Linked DNA regions of Homo sapiens: region 2 is linked to region 1. A link is a loop called in an ENCODE intact Hi-C map of the cell type or tissue named here. Cell type or tissue: gastrocnemius medialis. All regions are shown on one strand.

The links. A loop is a pair of places that touch in the nucleus more often than their neighbours do. Peaks named below come from ENCODE experiments on the same cell type or tissue, not always from the same donor. Only the 100,000 strongest peaks of a DNase experiment are listed, where the experiment ranks them.
Region 2: a loop joins it to region 1, with 3 times the contacts of the local background. A loop is called at or near these places in 4 of 110 quality-filtered maps.

The regions. Positions count from the first base shown.
Region 1 is chr3:106,342,195-106,350,194 of GRCh38, reverse strand. No RefSeq gene overlaps it. Among named protein-coding and RNA genes, the nearest start is that of CBLB, 480 kb to the right of the region's middle. In gastrocnemius medialis, no CTCF peak of the experiment used is centred here; DNase peaks (open chromatin) are centred at 4,734 and 7,610; H3K4me3 peaks cover 1,899 bases; H3K27ac peaks cover 7,654 bases.
Region 2 is chr3:106,453,293-106,461,292 of GRCh38, reverse strand. All of the region lies in intron 5 of LOC101929485 (a long non-coding RNA gene), which reads left to right. Among named protein-coding and RNA genes, the nearest start is that of CBLB, 590 kb to the right of the region's middle. In gastrocnemius medialis, no CTCF peak of the experiment used is centred here; a DNase peak (open chromatin) is centred at 3,802; H3K27ac peaks cover 2,538 bases.

The DNA of each region.
Region 1 (8,000 bases):
TTGGATGCTGTTTACATTGTTCAACACCTTCCTGGTTATTTAGCTAACGGAAAAGAGAAGGATGGCTGAGGAACGAATGGCAGGAATGTAAAGATTAGTCCACAATTTCAGTTTGGAATGACTAATACCACAACTTCACTGCGCTCAACAACCCTTGTGTTGACACATGAGTTTGGATCCATTGTGTTTAGTAAAACAGCATGTGCCCAAACTGTAAGTGCTTACTTAGTGAGGAAGGCAAAAGAGTGGCCAATGGTTCTTAAAAATAAAAAATAAGTCGAGAGGAAGGATTTTAGAAAGTACAGGTAAATCTATAAATGCCCAGAATATGAAGCTTAGTAGTATTTAGTCCACACAGGAAGAAACTCAAGTCTTTTCTTGATTTACAAACAACAAAATGAATTCAGAATCTGGTGACAGATATAAAAAGCCTCAACTTAAAAGAAATTTAACAAGTTAAAGTAGTAATCACTGTGGGACAGGAAACATAGTATTTATCTTTGTTGCTTATCTGATGAAAATGCCACAGTCACTTTTGGCTATGACTTGGCTAATAGATCTGAATATTTAAGTGGCTTGTGAGCTTTCTCAAAGTCAAAATCGACATTTCTCTTTTTTTCTAGTTTAACATCTTGTCCTTAAGTCCTTAAGCTGAGCTTCTACTCCATAGCCATGTTCGAAGGTGCTCTGGGCAAGGAGCTGGCCCTTCCAGACCTTTTAATAGAAGGCCTTGACTGGAAGAAGACTGGCAGCAATTCAGCATTTCCACCTTTTATTTTCTGAGGGAGTGTAGATAAGGGAGCTATCAGCCTGGGCAGTAGGCTGCAGCAGCAGATCTGATTGAAGCAGAGATTTCAGTAAATTAAGAATTTGTTATCACTTAGAACAGGCTGTCCTCCTTTCAAGGAATGTGGGCAATGGCACAAGTTGATTGAAAGGCCTTCTTGTTCCAATAATACTGAATATTTATATTTCTGAGCTGAAAAGACAACCTAAAGATAAGACATGAAGAGTCTTGCATTAGATCCAGCTACATGCCAAGTGGGCAGAGTAAATGATCATCTATCTCTGTAGTAGTATAGGCTCTATACTACAGTGATGTCAAGAGCTTGAGAACGCCCCAGGCCCCCCACAGGCCAGCAAATACCTAAAAATGCGCTTTTAGGGATCTTTTTCCAGTAAATAAAAGCTGTGAAGTATAGATTCCCTTCCCCACAATTGGAATAGTCTTTAAATTATTCACAGACAATTTCTTATTAGAGTATATTTCAGATTTTTCCTGAGAATAGACTTTTAAAAGTTTAGGGCTCTTTTAAAAATATTTGTGATTGTTCTTGTTACCCATCAAAGCCCTTATCATACATCACTGTAAAGTGCATGTTTACCTATTTGTTTATCATATTAGACTATCAGCTCTGCAAAGGCATGGACCTTGTTTGTCTTCGAAACAGGTTTATCTCAGGGCCTAGCACATTGCCTGGCACTTAATAAAATCTCAGTATTTCTTGTGTAGAACTGAATTTCATTAGACTGAATTGTGTAAGAGGTTGTTTCTTGGAGATAATTTTTTTCTTCCTTTAGTGAAGGAAAAAAACAGAGCATCATTAGGAAAGACAAGCTTCATCTACTGAAAATCATTAAAAGCTTGACTGACTTTGACCTTACTTAATGATCCATCTAGTTTTCAAATAAGGTAATAGATTCAGTGACTTTTCCAAAGCCACACCAATACTAACTGGCAGAACAAGAATGAGGAGCCAAATCTTCAGACCGATAGTCAGACATTTATTCCACACAGTTGATCCTTCTATTTTAAGGTATTGCAGTTGGAAGAATGTGGAAGCACTGCGGAAGCACTTGTCAGGGAGGGTATTCAGTATCAGACACTGGCACACACCCAGTGTGATCAACATAGGCTTGTTCATCATCTACTTTTATGAAAGTTTTACCAACAAATGCTTTCTAAACTGTAGCAGTCCTTCGTCACTTGAACAATGGTTCTATTGGCTGAAAAGAAGGTTGCTGGGTTTTCCTATCTGAGAACTGGTGTCTGAAACAGTAAGAAACCTTTCTTGGGGAGTATTCTTAGAGGATTATGACATCTCTGAAACTGTTTAGGTGGCAGGTCTCTTATTTCCTGACTTTCTTCTCTAGCTTTCTGTCTCCTTGGTGTTGTTGAAATCGACCTGGCATGGTGGGTAGACATCTGTTAATAATCTCATTAACATGGGTCAATTTTGCTTAATTTACTACCTTTAACTTAACAGAAATGTACTTATTAGTGGCATACCCTCTTCTCTATAAAGAAGAATGTTGAATTCATAAATAAATAAATTGGCAGGACAGCTTCTGCAAAGTTTTAAATTCTAGTAAGCAAGCAATGTGCTATCAACCATAGCAAATTGTCATTACTGAATGACGGATAAGAACGGCTCAAAAATATAAACTAGGTTTTAAAAATCCTGTTTGTTAAAAGCAAACATCTCTGCAAATCAAAAGGTAAAACTGTACATATGCCTTGCTAAAGTTGTTTCTCACAGGAGTGCAGGTTAACAATTCTGATTCTGCTACACACATATACTGGAAGTAAACATTTAAGTAAATGGATAGCAGATGGTAGAAGCTGCATTTCTTACTGTAGAAGTGACAGTTTACAGATGGGCAGCAGCAGGAGGCTAAAATAATCCACTAGGAGTGAATTAGAGTTGGAGATATCAGTATGAACTCATGTTTAGCTTAATATAGATACATATGGCTACATATAGAAAAGTTTGTAGATATGTGTATATACATGGTTTAGGATACTCACATACATTTCCTTGTTCTGTAAGCTGAGAGTGCCTAAATAAAACAACTCCCCAGTAGGAGCAAGTACACCTAGCACCTGGTTCTTAATTTCTATAATAATACCATTATCCAATAAAAACAAAAAACAAAAACACAAGACCCCTTAGAGAAATGTCTGAAATGACTGATTCTAGGACTGGGAGATGAAATATACAGATAATCCTGGAAGATTCTGTGGTACAAGAAGGAGGTGTTTAAACAGCAACAACAACACACACACACACACACAAAACAACTACAATAAACCCCATAAAACAACCTATATTGATGGGAGTGTGGCAAAGGGGCACAAACATCAATTGAAGGAGTTTACAATGGCCAAAACTGGAACTATTTGAGCAACAAAATGCATGAAATAGCATTGAATTCTAAACTCAAATATAAAATAAGTGATCTATATTAATTCATTATCTATATTGATATAAATATATGATTGAATGGTGAAGAGAAAAATCTCCCATTCAGAAGAATTCAAAATAAATTATGTAGATGCTGCACTCTAAAAGAGGGACATTATAACTTCCCACTATACAGAATGGCTTTGTTACAAAGATTGCCATGAGGAAGGAGGAAAATGAGGAACTTTATGGTGAAGAAACACTAGAAACACTACCTTAGCCAGGTTATCAAAGTCAAGATCATGTTGATAGCATAAACCCTTGATATGTGATGAAAATGGCACTTTATCTCTGTGATCTTTGTTCTAAAAACATATAACCCATCCATCAGACAAATTTCCATAAAGGAACATCCTGCAAAATTCCTGACCCGTACTCCTGAAAACCATCAACAATAGCAAAATCAAGGAAAGTAAAGAACTCTTCAGCCAATAGGAACCTAAAGAAATATGGAGATTAAATGTAGTGCTTAATTCAGGCCATCCAGAATAAGATCCTGGAAGAGCAAAAGGACGTTAGGTAACAACTAAGAAAATCGAATGAAGTATAGATTTAGTTAATAATCATGTACTCATATTGGTTCATTAATTGTAACTAATGTACCATACCAATGCAAGATGTTAATAATATAGAAAACTGGGTGTGTAATAAGTGGAAGTATATGGGAACACTATTGTCTCAATGTTTCTGTAAATTTAAAACTATTCTTTAAAAAGTTTATTTTAAAAAGCAAATATAGCCTTTGTTTCCATTTAATGTGAGCATGTTTTTTGCTGGCATTTATTCTTTGTTTCTCAAGTCTTCTCATTTTGTTTATTAATTAAGATTTAACCTATTGTTGTTGCCTTCAAGTATTTAAAAGTCTATCACGTGAAAGGGGAAGTAAACATTTTCTGCTTTAGAGGGCAGCACCAGGACCATATAAAAACCAACAACAAGGGAGATACCAGCTCCCTAATATGGAAGCCTTTTCTAACTCCAACAATGGAAAAGGTTGACTCATAGAGTAGTTGAACTTTCTGTGCATTCGGGCAGAGACTGACTGACACCATCCATCAAGTATGCTTTAATGGAGATTTTTTTTCACTGGGTGGCCAGTTGGAGTGGAAAACCTCAAGGATTCTTCCAACTCTTTTCTAAATATCTGTGGACAAGTTGCCCAATTCTCTGTGTAGTTAAAGTTCAGACAATTTATTCCAGTGTGAATCCGTACTCACAGCCAAGACTTTCAGCAGAGAATGTCTGTCTATTGACCACAATTCTAAGTTTAGCTGATTGCCCAAAACCTACCAGCTGCACTAGTCATCCAGTAAAAGGAAAAGTAAATTAACCTACTAAGCTATGCCTTTTTGAGCCATGCCATTTGATAGGTGGTATGTTCCCTCCTTGAAGTCTTAAGGAGTCATATGATCCGATTCAGGGCTTTAGCAATGTTATGTTTATCTTACGACACACTTCTAGAGCCTTGCAAATCTAATGCCACAATCCCACAGCTTGGCTCAACCACTCCATAGTTAGGATGGCAGTGATTACTGGTGAAGTGAGAGACTGCAAATCAGAGTGATTGAGGTTAGACGGTGGGTGCATGTGTGGAAAGAAAGTTTTATATTTCAATCTCATTTTATGAGCCTGGCTTTCCCTGTTAAAGATAGAAGCTGGGAAAATCTACTGGTGCAAGGGTAAAGCAATACCTTTTTGGTGTCACAGTTTCCTTTACAAAGGGAACTCATACATATGGGCCTCTTCCCAGACAAAATAATAAAATCTCTTGGTTTTTCCCACACCACCCTCCCTGTCATAAAAGGGAACATGAAAATGTTTTCTTGATCAACCGGTGTTTATCGAATGTTTTTGGTTCACAACACACCTAGAATATTATTGTCTTTCTGCATACACACTGGAGTGAACAGAAAAGGTGCTGGAAAACAAGAACTTTGCTGATTTTTAGCTAACCTGACTGCAACCTATTACAGATGAAAGACTAATATCTCAGCCTGTGTGGCAGGAAGATCATTTCTTTAATAAACCAAAATTATTATTTTTATTATAAAAATATTTATATTCAGCTCATGAGCTTGAACCTTATAAAATGGCCATTTATAGTCAGTTAACGGTAACTTCTTATGGTTCATCATAATAGAAAATATGAATTTCTAGAAAAGTATGAAGAAAAAAGTAAAAAAAAAGTCTCATCTCTATAGCTAAGGGATCAGATATTTTACATTTTGCTGTATGGTACGTCAATACTTTGAGTTTCCCCTACTCTTACATACATACATGTACTTTACATTATTTAAATCATGTCACAATGCATAATTTTTGTGACCTGTTTCTTTCCATTAATATTTAATAAGTACCATTTCCCATGTCATTCATTATTCTATAGTATGATTCTCAGTGACTCTGTCATATCCAGTCACATGGATAAGCAAATTAATTTAATTTAAGCAACTTTCTATGATCAAATATATGCCAATATTTAAACTTATGCTGCTATAAGCATACTTATAAGGGAAACTTTTACATACATCTCCGATTATGCTTAAGGTATTTCTGGATCAAAGTACGTGCACATGTTCAGACTTTTTTTTTTTTTTTTTTTTTTTTTTTTTTGAGGCTAGATCTCACTCTGTTACCTGGGCTGGAATGCAGTGGTGCGATTAAAGCTTACTGCAGCCTCAACTGGACAGGCTCAAGTGATCCTCTTGCCTCAGCCTCCTGAGTAGCTGGGACCACAGGCACATACCACCATGCCTGGGTAATTTTTTTTTTTTTTATTCTTAGAGACAAGGTCTTGCTATATTGTCCAGGCTGGTATTTAGATCATTCAGATTATTCACACATTGCCAAATCACCTTCCAGAAGGCTGAATCCACCAAGAGATGTAATCATGCATCCTTCTCACCAGCATTCTGTATTATCATTGTTTTAAATCTCTACTAATCATTTGTTTCTTATCTGGATTTCTCAGGGGAGTTTCATGGTCACTAAAGTCCTGTTATGTTTGGCATTTATGGTGACCTTTCCACTGGAATTTTAGGGATTAAAACACCTCAGCAGCCTGCTTAGTGCTATGCCCTTCCTTTCAGAAATTCCAGTCCATTGCAGACATAGATTGTGGTAGCTGCAAGTAGACAGTGACCTGCGTCTTTATTCTAAAAGGAGTTCTGTGTTTGAAATTATACTTCTTCAGCCCCTAATTAAACTTCACATCTAATAATGAAGTCGGGCAGAGGACCTACCAAGTGAGTGATAGTCCACTCATTATTAGAGGCAAATTCACTACCTCTTGTCAGCTGCTACCATGTTAGATAGAACCTTACTAAGTTAGAACAGATGCTTGGAAGTCCATGGCGTCTAGTGGAAAGGGGAGTAGTTAAAATTAGACAAGGATATAGCTTGTTGAATGTTGAGGAAATAAGCAGTTCTTAAAGAAGAAGAAGAAAAACCTACCTACCTAAAACATCTGAGGTTTTTTCCACTCCAGTGGCCAGTACTTGGCTAATGTGTAAAGAACATTAAAACAGTCTTCAATTCAACAAGAGGATACATTTTAAAAAAATTATTAAACCTATCCAATTATTTTTAAAAAGGCTGATTTGTGAAATAATGATTCTTCCAGAGTGCTCAGGCAAACTGATCACCCCCCTTTGAAACAATCACATGATACATACTTATGTTATTCACACTAATTATAGAAATTTAGAATTATTTTTACCAATTTGCCTCTACTACTAGCCCATGAGTTTTATTGCTAACTAATATTCATTAATATTATATAGGGAATGGATCATATGATTTCAGGGCTTCTCAGTTAGCCTCTTAATGCCTCAAATACTCTTACACGATTAGAAATGGATTTTTTATTTAAAATTGTAATACCTCTGGATAGCAACAGATTAAGTCTCATTAATAATTCAAAGTGAATGAATTATAAAATTTTCTTCTGGGAGAGGAGGATGACATGAAGTGGAGAAACTGAGTGCCTTTGGGCAAAGTATGACGAAAGAAAAAAGTGGAGGCATAGAGTCCTGAAGACAAAATTTGCTGACTACATATGTTGTTGTTCTTTTAATTTTTATTATTGTTGTTTTATTAAGGGTCACTTTTAGACGCAATTGATGTTCTGTATGATTTAAAGCTGCTCTTTATTTTTAAAAATCCTAGCTTAGGGCCATGATATTGTGGGGGAAATTAAGTTTTCTTAATTTTCCTACAGTCAATATGATATAAAGGTCATTCATTAAGCTCTGCCCAACTCTTTCACTTGTAAAAAGATCAAATAAAACTGTTTTATTAAAATAGCGGCAGTAAAAGCAAGGAGGAAGAAGGGATGGAACACAGGGTGTGGTTGGGATCCAAATGTTCCTGGCATTGCTGGAGTGAACTACTTTGACACCAAGTATTTAGGCTTACCAGTTGATCTAAATACAGTCTCATTCTCTCCCTCACTTGAGACTAAATATCATTCATTCTTTCAATCATTCACTTAATGAATATATGGTGGGTACCGAATCTATGTGCCAAGTCCTGCAGTGGGCTCTCAGGTTACAGCAGTCAACCAATTAGATAAAAACTCTCTGGCTTCATGTAATTTACATTAGAGTTAGATGTCCCTTGGAAAAATAGGATTAAACCCCAGATGGGTATAACTGTGGCAACAAAGGAAGAGGTTTTCAGTTTAATCCTAAAACAATCTGAATTTAATGAATCTAGTAAAATCTTAACTAGCAAAGCAAATGCCAGTCTATCCCA
Region 2 (8,000 bases), 110 kb before region 1:
AAATTGTGGTATATATACAGAGTGGAGTATTATTCAGCCATAAAAAGAATGAGATCCTGTCATTTACAGCAACATGGATGGTACTGGAGGTCATTATAAGTCAAATAAGCTAAGCACAGAAAGACAAATATTGCACATTCTCACATATTTGTGGAACCTAAAAATCAAAACAACTGAATTCATGAATATAGTGTAGAAGGATAGTTACCAGATGTCGGGGGAGGTGGGGATTTTTAATGGGTACAAAAAATAGCTAATTTCACGCATAATGACCTCCAGTTCCATCTATGTTGTTAAAAGTTAAATTCATGGAGATAGAGAGTATAATGGTTACTAGAGGCTGGGAAGAATGGTGGAGTGATGAGGAGGAAGTGGAGATGATTAATGGGTAAAAAACAATAGTTAAAAAGAGTAAACAGTATCTAGTATTTGCTAGCACAACAGGGTGACTATAGTCAATAATAATTTAATCGTGCATTTAAAAATAACTAAAAGAGTCTAATTAGATCGTTTCAACATAAAGGATAAATTATTTATTTATTTATTTATTTATTTATTTATTTTCGAGACAGAGTCTTGCTCTTGTTGCCCAGGCTGGAGTGCAGTGGCACAATCTTGGCTCACTGCAACCTCTGCCTCCTGGGTTCAAGTGATTCTCCTGCCTCAGCCTCCCGAATAGCTGGGATTACAGGTGCCTGCCACCACACCTGGCTAATTTTTGTATTTTTTAGTAGAGACCAGGTTTTGCCATGTTGGCCAGGCGGGCCTCGAACTCCTGACCTCATGATTCATCCACCTCAGCCTCCTAAACTGCTGGGATTACAGGCATGAGCCGCTGTGCCCAGCCACAAAGGATAAATGTTGAAAGTGATGGATGCCCTGTTTATCCTGATGTGATTAGTACACATTTTATGCCTTTATCAAAATATCTCATGTACCCCATAAATGTGTACACCTACCATGTACCCAGAAGTGTTAAAAATTTTTAAATGTACAGAGAATTAAAATAATGAAGAATGCACAAGACAGCATAAAAATCCTGAGGGACATACTGAGAAGTTTTATCATGTTTGTAATTGGAGTCTCAGAAAGAGAAGAAAGAATGGTATAGAAGCAATATGTGGAAAGATATGGCTTCAATTTCCAAATTATTGGAAAGTTATAAAAAAAAGTTGTAGAATAACTGTGAACCTCAAGAAGAATAATACATACAATGAAAATTTGACCCAATACATCAGAGTATAAAGCTAAGGATTTTAAAAAGTATAAAGAATTTTAAAAAGATAAACATCTTAGGCAGAGAAAAAGATAAAATAAAAAGAGAAACAGGCCGGGCGCGTGGCTCACGCCTGTAATCCCAGCATTTTGGGAGGCCAAAACGGGCAGATCATGAGGTCAAGAGATAGAGACCATCCTGGCCAACACGGTGAAACCCATCTCTACTAAAATTACAAAAAATTATCTGGGCGTGGTGGCGCGCGCCTGTAGTCCCAGCTACTCGGAAGGCTGAGGCAGGAGAATGGCTTGAACCCAGGAGGCAGAGGTTGCAGTGAGCCGAGATTGCGCCACTGCACTCCAGCCTGGGCAATAGAGTAAGACTGTGTCTCAAAAAAAAAAAAAAAAAAAAAAAAAGAGAGAGAGAGAGAGAAACAATTAGAGAACAGGCTTCTCAACAGAAGGAAAAAAAGAAAACTAAGAAGAGTAGAAGAGGATTGTATTAGTTGCATTAGTTATCTATTGGTGCATAATAAATTACTTTGAAATGAGTGGATTAAAACAACAAACATTTACTATTTCATCGATTCTATTGGTCAGTAATCTGGCAGTAATGTGTTTGGGTGGTTTTCCCTCAACATCTCTCAAAAGATTGCATTCAAGCTTTCCACTGCAGTTCAATTATCTTGAGGCCCAACTAGGGGAGGGTCCATTTCCCAATTCACTTATGTGACTATTGTCAGACCTCAGACAGTCTCCCAAGCTTAATATGGTGGCCAGCAGTCCTCATTTTTTCCTATATGGGCTTCCTTCCTGATAGGCTGCCTGAGTGTCATCATGATATGGAAGTTGGATTCCAGCTTTCCAGGGCCGCTTCACAGCATGACAGCCAGCTTCCCGGCTTCCCTTAAAGAGAGGGAATGAGAGTGAGAGAGTGCACCGAGATAGAAATCATAGTCTTTTAATAGCCTAGTCTCCAAAGTGACATCTCATTCCTTTTACTGTATTTCATTTGTCAGAACCAAGTCACTAGCTTTGCTTTGTGCTTTTTGATAGAGCAGTGTTCAAGTGAGTCATGCAGAATTAGAGTTCTAATTTATTGGTATAGAACAAATCACACCAAATTTAGTATTTTAAAAGAACCATTTTATTTTTATCATGACATAGAAATAATCTTAGGTGGGTGGTGCATGTCAGTTGGGGCTCGCTATGGTTTGAATATGTCCTCCAAGTTCATGTGTTGGAAATTTAATCCCCAGTGTAATAGTTTGGGGAGGTGGTGCCCTAATGGGAGGTATTTAGGTCATGGGGGCTCTGCTCTCATAAATGCATTAATGTTCTTATCATAGTAGGTTTATTATAAAAGAGAGTTTGGCCCCCTGTTGCCCTCCCTTGCATACTCTCTTGCCTTTATGACACCTTTTGCACATGTGATGTCTTCTGTAATAAATGTCCTCTTAATCTTGGAATTCCCAGCCTCCAGGACTGTGAACCACATAAACTTCTATTGTTCATAAATTATTCAGTTTCTGGTGTTCTATTATAGCAGCATGCAACAGACTAAAAAGACTGGAAGAACATCCACTTCCAAGATAGGTTCTTTATTCACATGATGGATACCTCAGTGGCTTTGAGCCGCTCTGTCTCTCTGTACATGATGTGCCATCCTGCAGGACCTCCATATATAGCTTGTATTTTGTACAGTGTGGTGGTCTCAGGATAGTCACATTTCTTACATGGTGTCTGGCTTCTCAGAGACAGAAAATGGAAACTGCCTAGCCATCCAAGGGCTATACCCATGACAAGGTCAGCACAAGGTCAGCATTACTTCCACTGCTTTCATTTTGTCATGGTAGTTGCATTGTCAACCCAGATTCCAGAAGGTGGAGAAATAAATGTCCTCTCTGAAGTAGAATTAGGAAGGTTACACTGCAGAAGAAGCACGTGGGTTTAGAGATACTATTGCTCTCATCTTTGGGACAATGCACTCTTTTACCATCAGCTCTCTGACCACAACAACCCACATCCCATACACTTGAAAATTATACTTATCCTCTTCCTGAAAATTTCATCCCATTATGGCTCTGTGGTCACATTTTACTGGCAAGATGCTGTATTTGACCTTGTTTTGAGTCTGTTACTTAAACTGAGAATCTTTTGTAATCTGAAGCTAATCCTGGCTCTTTCATGTATCCTCAAATTTCAGCTTAAAAAGTGACCAGTTCCTTCTTTATCTCATCTCTCTATAGCCATAGTTCATTATACACAACTAAAAGGAACCAGCTGGCTCTCTCAACATTCTGCCTTAATGTCTGCTAAACAAGATCCTCTAGTTGATAGGCTCATTTTTATTTTCTGTGCCCCCTATATTATTATTGCCGTGTAAAAAATTACCTTGAAATTTAGCATCTTAAGATAAAACAACACAAAAATTATTTTCTCACATAGTTTCTGAGAATCAAGAATCTGGAAGTGCCTTAGCTGGATGCTTCTGGCTCAAGACTCTTCATGAATCTGCAATCAAGATGTCAGTGGGGTTTGTGGCCAACTGTCAACACGCCTGAAGCTGGAGGATCAACAATCTAGGTGCTGAGTCATGTCACTATTGGCAGAACTCCTCAGTTCTGCATGGGCTGCTGGCAGAAGGTGTTGGTTTCACAGGGTAGTCAGGGAGTCCTCCCAGCATAATAGGCATCTTTTGACAGTCTACCAAAGAGAGGGCAAGTAAGAAGCTGCAGTTTCTTTTATAACCTACTCTTTGAAGTCATACATTTTTATTTCACTTTTTCATTAGCAGCAACTCACTAAATTCAGCCTACACTCAAGGAGGGAAATTAGGCTCCACTTCTTAAAAGGGGGAGTATCAAAGAATTTGTGGAAATATTCTAAAACCACCACATTTCCATTGCAGCTGTCAGCAATTTTTCTAAATTTTCTACCACAATATTACACAGTTTATCTTTTCTGCAGCCTCCAATAACACTTTTTCTGCATTCTTTTTCCACTCTCACAGTCTACTTGGGATCCTTTACTCCTCCACTCAACACAAGCTCCCAAATTCAAAGGCACATGCTTTGCATTTTTGTTAACAACAAAAAAAAAACCTGCCTCTGGTACCAAATTTTGGTTCTGGTATATATTCCTGAGTAACAAACCATTCCAAACTTTTAGCAGGTTAAATAGCAACAATTTATATGTATGTTCATTCTGTGGTTCAGGTATTTTGTCAGGGCATGGTGGGATGGCTTTTCCCTCTTCCTGCAAGTTTGGGCCTCAGCTGGAGTGGCTGAAATGACTGGAGATGATTGGCATGGCATCACTGGGGCCACTTCCAGCGCTTTAGTTCTAGAGGTCAACTTGGTTTTTCTATTCTCCTCTATGGGGTCTAATAGAGTTCAAAGAAATCAAGATAGCTTATTTTCTTGCATGTGATGCGTGGATTGAAATAGCTGAGTGGAGTCAAGCATCTCTTTTTGTCTAAGTGGCCTCTCTGAAGAGTGTAGGAGTCTCACAGTAGCTGGAATACTTTCATGGCACTGACTTCCAGAAGGAGCATTTTAAGAAACTCAAGTGAAAGTTGCAAGGCTTGACATGACCTAATCTCAAATGTCACTCAGCATCACTTCTGCTGTATTCTCTTGATTATACAAGGCCAATTCCAATCACTGTGGAAGGGGCCATAGAAGAAGGAAATTATGAAGAACCTTGATTCATTTGGGGACCATATTTGGAAATTAGCTCCCATGCAGTCCTCTACTAGCTATCTATGTGCTCACCGACTTCTAGAATACATTTTTTTATTCTCTACCCAAACTACTACTGTTTCTACTTCCTAAAACATAATTTTCATCTGAGTTAGTGGAGTAAATAAAGTTTATTACAATGAATTTTCAGATGTAACTAAATTGGAATGGATTTTATAATACATAATGACACCAAATAAACTAGACAATATCATCTCCATTTCCCCAAACCAATAAGTTTGGTTTTTAGCACCAAAGGAGCAATTTCATGGCATTGCTTGTTCATTTAAGATTTCATACACTGCTCCTTGTGCATTCTTATGTGATCTCAGTGTATAAATTTGTTCTCTAAGAATCAGTTATCACTGTTAATCATACAGTTTCTTTTCAATTACAAAAACGTGGGAGAAGGCATTATACTGAGTAGGTAGTCAATATGTTTGTTAGTGCTATTTATATAGAAAATTTTTAATATGCATATGTTTACTCAATAAGCATATGCTAAGAATCTATTTCATGCTGGGCTCTGCATAATATTTTTGTGGAAGTGTATGCCCCTGAAACAGCTGCATAATCCACTTCTCTTCCCTCCCCACCATCTTCCTTCCTGACTGCATGGCTTTAAGTACCACTCAGGCTAATTAAAGTTTCAAGAACATTGATAGCCATTTAAATCTAGTAGTTTTATATATAGCAATTTTCTCTGGCCTTTCTCTGAGACAGGTATAAGATTTTTAGATTTTCATGGCAGTAGAATGGAGCATATTCTAATTTCCTCCAAAGTAACAACAGCAGCATAAAAGAATAATCTAGTGTGCAATCTTTAGTAAATCTTTTGTTCTTCAATACTTTTCCTCCTTCACTCCCTCCTTACTTCTTCTTTTGCTCTCTTTTACTCCTTTTTTTTTAACAGTAAATAAAAGGCCAGGTGCGGTGGCTCACGCCTGTAATCCCAGCACTCTGGGAGGCCGAGGTGGGCGGATCACCTGAGGTCAGGAGTTCGAGACTAGCCTGACCAACATAGAGAAACCCCGTCTCTCCTAAAAATACAAAATTAGCCAGGTGTGGTGGTGCATGCCTGTAATCCCAGCTACTCAGGAGGCTGAGGCAGAAGAATCACTTGAACCTAACTCCATCTCAAAAAAAAAAAAAAAAGAAAGAAAGAAAGAAAGCAAAATAATACAGGGTTGCTGAAAATATCACTTTCTAATGAAATCCTCTCTGATCACATTTCTGAAACATCGTCTCTTAATGTCAGTCATATTGTTGTCTTTGTTTGCTTAAGTGCAATTAACACAATCTATAAGACTTGTTATTTGTTTTTTCTTCCTCCCTCTGGAAAACACTAAATCAAGGAGCATAGACACGTTATGTCTAGTATGCAGCTGAATCCTTGGTACCTGGCCTAAAGTTAACAATAATTTTTTTTTCTTTTGAGACAGGGTCTCAATCTGTCACCCAGGCTGGATTACAGTGGTGCAATTATAGCTCACTGTAGTCTCATCCCCCGAGGCTCAAGGGGTCCTCCCACCTCAGCCTTGCAGGCTGGGACTACATGCATGCACCACCATGCCTGGCTAATTCTTATTTTTTGTAGAGATGGGGTCCCACTGTGTTGCCCAGGCTGGTCTCAAACTCCTGAGCTCAAACAATCTTCCCTCCTTGGCCTCCCAAAGTGCTGGGATTACAGGAGTGAGCAACGCGACCTGGTCTAAACAAAGATTTGTTGCATAAATTAGTGAAATCAATTATTCCAAATGAACACAGAAACTAAGTAATGCGGTATCCATTGTTAGTCATTATGATTAGTTCCCCAATATATGCTTTCCCCTCTCTTGACAATGCCCCTATTTTCATTCAAGTTTCCACACTTCCCCTGCACAATATAAATGTTTTAGGGGAAATGAATTCTACTTCTAACTCTAAATGTGAGATATAAGCCAGGACAAAGGAAATCAGTAGGTGACATTCCTTAGGCTACAGTGAGAAAATAGTTTTTGATCCAGTTGAGCCAGGGAGAAGATCCAGAAAATGGTTTATTCACTATCAAGTAAGAAGAGCTACACATTTTTTTATGGCCTGAAACTTAACACAAATGTTGTAAGCATCCATCATTAAGAAAAAGAGTACACCAGTGACTTCCACCAATGGTCAAGTCTCAGGTCTTGACATATTTTGCCTCTCAATAGCAGCTGACACACTATGTGGTGGACACTACAATGCATTATCTAGAAGCTTTTTCAGAAATGAAAATTTTAGTATACCAACTGCCAGGATGCTGCAACAGACAGCCCTCAGCTGTCATCCCCTTCAGGTACTACCTCTGTTGAAGAGACTTTCACCCCAAGTCACACCTGCTTCCTGGGGCAGCCCAAATCCAATGACTGACAGAGGTGTGAGTATAAAGACTTGGTCCTTTCAACCAAATTTATAACAGTTCCAATGGGTTCTCTCATCCTCTGTACTCCCCTCAGGATCAGCTGAAGCCTTCACTGAGACTTACATGCAGTTTGGCTTCTCTCTGTGCCAAATTCTGTTTTGTTTTTCCAATAGGTGTTTATCACATACAATGACTCCTTAATAGACATCCCACATGCTAATGTCTAACTAATACACCAAGACATGTCACCTAGAACAAAGCCCAGTGCAAAACAGAAATGCAACTTCCTCTTCCCTGCCCCATACTGATTGTGTGTTTTTTAAGATTTAATAATCTTCCTTGAAGGTTAAAACCTTCAGAGGTCTGATAGGGATGATGTTCGACCAAGGCTGACTTGCAGGGTAGTTACTATGAGGAGATTAATATATTTTTTATTATATTTAATTATTAAGCTATTAATTATTAAGCAATTAAGCAATTACTTATATTTTTATTCAATCTTGGGGGTAAGTAGAGAATATTAGGAAGAATAGACACATGTGTACAAGTACTTATATAAAAAGTAATTATATTTTAGCCACGTGATGCTACTTAATTGTATTTGTCAATGTGACTAGTGTAAGCCCAGATAGCTGGTAAAACAGTATTTCTGGATGTGTCTG